Linked DNA regions of Homo sapiens: region 1 is linked to region 2. Evidence: chromatin loops called from intact Hi-C (ENCODE). Cell type or tissue: GM12878. All regions are shown on one strand. Links, peaks and the distances in the headings refer to the core of each region. The heading gives the core; the rest is flanking DNA.

Region 1 (2,822 bases), core at 21-2,520, 660 kb before region 2:
TTAACACAGAAAGATTGTGTTATTTTCTGTGTCTGCAGGACATTGTTGTATAAAATGTGTCTGCAGGACATTGTTGTATAAAAAAGGGTAAATTACAAATATTAGGAGTGTTATAGGTTTATTTATATTTTAAAAAATCAACAAACTGGCCGGGCATGGTGGCTCACTCCTGTAATCCCAGCACTTTGGGAGGCCGAGGTGGGTGGATCACAAGGTCAGGAGATCAAGACCATCCTGGCTAACACGGTGAAACCCCATCTCTACTAAAAATACAAAAATAGCCAGGCGTGGTGGGCACCTGTAGTCCCAGCTACTCGGGAGGCTGAGGCAGGAGAATCGCTTGAACCAAGGAGGCGGAGGTTGCAGTGAGCCGAGATCATGCCATCGCCTGGGCAACAGAGTGAGATTCTGTCTCGAAAAAAAAAAAAATTCACAAACTAAAAATTATATGTGCTTACTTTCCTGGAGATTAGTGAGAGAATATGAAAGTAATGACAGAGGAGTTTCACTTTTTACTCTGCATTCTTCTCTATAATTTGGATGTTTATAATAACATGTAGTTGTAGATTACTTTAAAATGTATTTAAATATAAAAAATTAAAAGAGGTCAATCAGGAACATGCTACAAAAATTTACATGTTGTAAAGGTCTGGACTAGAAACTTTGGCACTTAGAATTGATAGATACAGGAAAAAATCCCAAAGGAATATAAAACAAGTGATTATGAATGAGCAGCGAAACAGATGGAAGAGACGATGTGACACCAGGATTTCAAATCTGAATGACTAAAGGACAATATGTCCTGCAACATGTCAGAAGGCAGAGTATAATAACAGTTAAGAGTGACAGCATCTCATTAGGAAGTTATTTAACCTCTCTATGCCTCAATCTCCTCATTTGTAAGTGAGAATAATAATAATTTCCTTATAGCCTTGTTTCAAGATTAAGAAGAATGCTGCATGTAAAGTGCTTTATGTCTCGACACATTCATGCTCAATAAATAGTAGAGATTTTAAGATAATTAATTGAAGGCAGATATTATCAATTTTGTTTTAGGCATGTTGGATTTGAGGTCATGCTGGGACACGAGTGAATATGTGAGCATGACCTTATTTCTTTGTTTGTATTAACAGTTTCATCCCAAGTGACTCTTCTGTCCTGCCTGCTGTTCTGGACTAGGACATGCTGCCACCAGGTGGCAGTAGGCCATTTTACTAATCCAAAAAGGGAAAGGAGAGCTGTCCTGTGATTAACTGGACGTGCTTTATTTTATGAAAAAGGCAGTGAGCCTTAAAAAAAAAAATTGCAGTATAAATGAATATCAACATTTACATAAGATAAATATCTTAAATATTAATCAAAATTTAGGGAAATCAACATGTAAATAGATGTGTTACCTCAATTAAGGTTTTGTCATTTCATCTAATAGAATCTTATTGTGCCTCACTGACGTGTACAAACTAGGTTCCTAGGTAACTCATAATTCTTATCAGATGAAGATAATTGCCTCTTACACTTTTTAAAGAGAAAACTCATGCCCAGCAACTGATGGCTAGGATTTACAAAAGTTAACATATGACTTCTTTTTATAATGTCTCCTTAAGACCAAGGCAGTCAGCCTTCAAGTACTATAGACAGATCCTAAAAAAATAAACTCTTAAGACTAGTTCCAGGAAAAAAAAAAAACATCCTTCCAGAAAATGCAGAAAGGAAACTGGGTCGATCAACTTGGCCTAACCAGTCATAGGGAAAGTAAGCTAGGATGATTTCCCTGTGGGAGCTCAGGGTTAGCAGTGTCTTTCATGTTTTCATCACAGTTACACATGTTATAATGGGTAAAACACCTATTGTCCTCATGAATGTGACTTGGCAGGCATCGCTGTCACCCACATTGGCAAAACACCTTCAATTTGCAGGGCACACTCATAACCACATTTAGTCATTTATGGTATCTAAATGAAAGGCTTGATTCATGCCCCTTGAACTATTATGGTTCGGTATGACTCACCTGCATCTACCTGTGTTTCCACAACACTATGAAGAAAATCTCTGTGAGAGTTCTTCCTGTCAAGGTAATTATTTCCCTCCCTTTCCACAAAACCTTCTTCGGCTCAGTATCCCCTTGGTTCCCAGGAAGTTAGCCCTGCTACTCTTTCCCACTCACATGGAATGATAAGGACAAAGAAAAAAAATAATGCTCGCAATTATTTTGTTATTCATTCCTTCCTTTCCATTTCCCTCACCATAACCCTTGTCTAATTCAACATCGCCTCTTGGATTATGGAAATATTTTACTGCCTGTTCTCTTTAACATTAACAATTTATATTTACTGATCACATAAAAGGAGGCAGGCACTGTTGCTACAAGCTTTACATGCATTTATCTCAGACTCTCCCCCTTGCTCACACCACCACCACTAGATTTATCATCTCCCCACATACACATAAATAAGGGGTATTTTGCTTATGGAGTAAAACCTCTATTAACCTGGAAATTCAGGCCTTCCACCATCTGGACACAAGCCACTTCTTCAACTTTATCCTCCCTATATCAGCCCTCTGTTCTAGCTAAATTCACACTGCTATCACTACTTATACTGGCAATACTAAAACTTGACTGCTCAGAATTCCTACAGTATTCAGTGACTACTCCTCTGTTTTGATATGTAGCATACAAAAGCTAGCGATGCATTTTAAATTCTTGTTTAGATTATTCTTTGTTTACACTTGAAGCTACAGACCTCCCCAGCATAAGGACAGAGTCTGATAACTTCACATATCTGTGGCATGAAGCACTGGCCACATGCCCTGTGGAGCTGTTA
Region 2 (2,822 bases), core at 224-2,723:
AATTGTCAAGTTGCACTTCATTAAAATTAAAAACTTCTACTTCATGAAAGACACTGTTAAAAGAATAAAAAGACAAGCCACAGACTAAGAGAAAATATCTGCAAAATACACATCCAAAAAAGAACTTGTATCCAAAATACAGAAAAATTTTTCTTTTTTTTTTTTTTTTTTTTGGAGACAGGGTCTTATTCAGTCACCCAGAGTGGAGTGCGGAGTGCAGTAGTGTGATCATGGCTCACTGCAGCGTCCACTTCCCAGGCTCAGGTGATCCTCCTATTTCAGCCTCCCAAATAGCTGGGGCTACAGACGCAAGCCACTAGGCCTGGCTAGTTTTTTGGTTTTTTTTTTTTTTTTTGAAGAGACGAGCTTTTGCCACATTGCCCAGGATCGTCTCGAACTCCTGGACTCAAGGGATCTGCCCACCTCGGACTCTCAACTTGCTGGGATTACAGGCATGAGCCACAACACCTGGCTCCACAAATTCTTAAAGTTCAACAATAAGAAAAAGACATAAGATCCTAAATGTGTACACACCAACAATAGAGTCTCAAAATACATGAAACAAAACCTGACAGAGCTGAAAGGAAAAATAGATAAATTTACAATTATAATCAGGGATTTCAACAACCCCTTCTCAAAAATTGATAGAACTACTAGACAGTACTACTATAGAAAACAAGCAAGGATATAAATAATCTGAACATAAACAACAGGATCTAGTGACATACATATAACATTCCACCCAACAAAGCAGAATACACTTTTTTTTCCCAAGTATCCACAGAACATGACCAAGATAGCTCGTGTCTTGAGCCATAAAACAGGCCTCAACAAATTTAAAAGAACTGATATCACAGAGAGTTTGTTCTCCAATCATAACAGAATAATGGAGTCAAAATAGAACTCAATGCAAAGTCAGAGAGTCCAGGACAGTCCAGATGCTACTGGGTTAGTGACAATAAAAAGAATACCCTCTGGAAACTAGACAGAAAGTTCCAAAACTACTCTCAATGTAGCTGAAACATTTTATATCTGCATTAAAATTCTTTTCCATAATGTACTTTTATATTTCAGTAACAGCAAATGAAAAATGTTATAGACATAAAATGGATTTCAAAACACATCTGTAGTAAGCTGACTTACAAACCAACTTTTAAAATACCACATATTAAATTGAGGCTGTAAACTTATAATTTATAATGAAATGAAAACTTTACCTTCCAATGGAATGTCTAAAAGATTGGCATGCTTTGTTTTCACATGAGTTTCCATATCTTCACTGTGCTCCTCTATTTTTCCACAGAATGGACATTCAGGAGGACTGTATGTTGTTTCATAAACAGATCCTTTTATTTCGGTCAGGCTGGACTGTTTTTCCCTACTTTTCAGGAATTTTCTAGATTCAGTTAAGTTCTCTGAATAGAAGCCTTCATGTTTTAAAGTACTATCTTTAGTCAGGTTTTGAGCTGAATTTTTTGGATGATTAGATGCACAACCTGAAAGAATACTTGAATTAACTTCCATTCCACACTGTAGGGTGTTGTCTTTCTTGTTATCTGAAGTTCCATATTGTACTGTATTTATCCTCTCAAAGTTTCTTTCAAGTGTATTCTGCTCAAAATGAGCTGTTTCGATATGAAAACACATTTCATCATAATTCACACCTGACAACTTGCAAAATGGACATATAATTTCACTTTCCATGTGAACAATTAGGTGAGCTTTCATGTCTGGTTCTGAGGTTACTGTTTCACCACAAATATTACAGGAAAGCATGGTATTGACAAGTAGCTAGAAAAGAACATAACATTAGGTTTCAAAGATTTGAAGAAAAAATGTGTTTCATAAAATGATTTGAGACAATTACTTGGTCTTTAACGCTGGATTATTTTGATGAAGAAGTTTTCAATGTACTTACTGTTCCTCAAATACAAAAACTTATTTATAAATATCAACCAAAATTTCATTTATTTTTTTTTAAAAAAAGGCAATAATAATGAATACAAGTAATTTTAAAAATAAAATATTTCAAAAAATGTCTCTGGCCCAAGGTGGAGAAAAAATAACGTTTAAAAAATTGTCCAGGTAAGATAAATCAGGTAAGAAAAAAATGAAGAGAAGAAACCTATTTATCAACTGATATATCTAAATACTGAATACTGAAGCTGATTATATTGAGGAGGTAAATAAACACATCTTACAAGTAGAGTTTAACACTGTAAACTTAGAGTCTTACATGTATCAAGTGCTATTTAAGTGCTATTATTGTAATTTAAGTACTATTATTATCGCTCTACACATAAAGAAATTCTGGCTCAGACAGGTCACCACAAGCAGAAAAAGGTGGAAGCCAAAATGCCAACCCCGTCGTGCTCCACAGCCTGTACTCTCAGCCCCAAGAATAAAAGCAGAAGTGGTATAGTAGAAAAAAGCACTTATTCCAGAGTCAAGAGAACTGGGTAATAATTTCAGATTCATCATTTTGGGTAAGGAATCTCATCTCTCTGAGGTTCAGTCAAAGACTACTGTAAAATCCAAAGGTAGTTATTTTTGGATTTTATGGACAAATAAAGTACTGACTACTGACATAAAAGTGTTAAAAAAATAATTTTAAAAAAAGCAATCACTTCGCCACCACCTTCCTACTACAGGTCATCGTTCAGCTAAAGACTATTTAAAATCAAACAGGAAAAGTAATGACACTATCACTTCATTTAAATAAATTTACCTTTAAAATACCTCCCTACATTGTCCTTATTTTTTTCATTTCTCTCCAGACAAATGGATACAGTCTCTGATTTTAGAAGGCAGTTCTCCCGAGC

Evidence for each region. A loop is a pair of places that touch in the nucleus more often than their neighbours do. Peaks named below come from ENCODE experiments on the same cell type or tissue, not always from the same donor. Only the 100,000 strongest peaks of a DNase experiment are listed, where the experiment ranks them.
Region 1: it touches region 2 in a loop (2.4-fold over the local background); 2 of 110 quality-filtered maps call a loop at or near these places.

Annotation. Positions count from the first base shown.
Region 1 is chr6:116,009,799-116,012,620 of GRCh38, forward strand. All of the region lies in intron 1 of FRK (fyn related Src family tyrosine kinase), which reads right to left. Among named protein-coding and RNA genes, the nearest start is that of FRK, 50 kb to the right of the region's middle. In GM12878, for the core only: a CTCF peak has its summit at 1,185 (motif pointing right); DNase peaks (open chromatin) are centred at 1,204 and 1,893; H3K4me3 peaks cover 277 bases; H3K27ac peaks cover 1,358 bases.
Region 2 is chr6:116,665,417-116,668,238 of GRCh38, forward strand. It overlaps ZUP1 (zinc finger containing ubiquitin peptidase 1), which reads right to left. Exons shown (of 10, transcript NM_145062.3): 2 at 1,218-1,791. The coding sequence starts at 1,776. Among named protein-coding and RNA genes, the nearest start is that of ZUP1, 1.9 kb to the right of the region's middle. RefSeq lists a silencer at 2,274-2,423. In GM12878, for the core only: no CTCF peak of the experiment used is centred there; DNase peaks (open chromatin) are centred at 1,705 and 2,374; H3K4me3 peaks cover 2,266 bases; H3K27ac peaks cover 874 bases.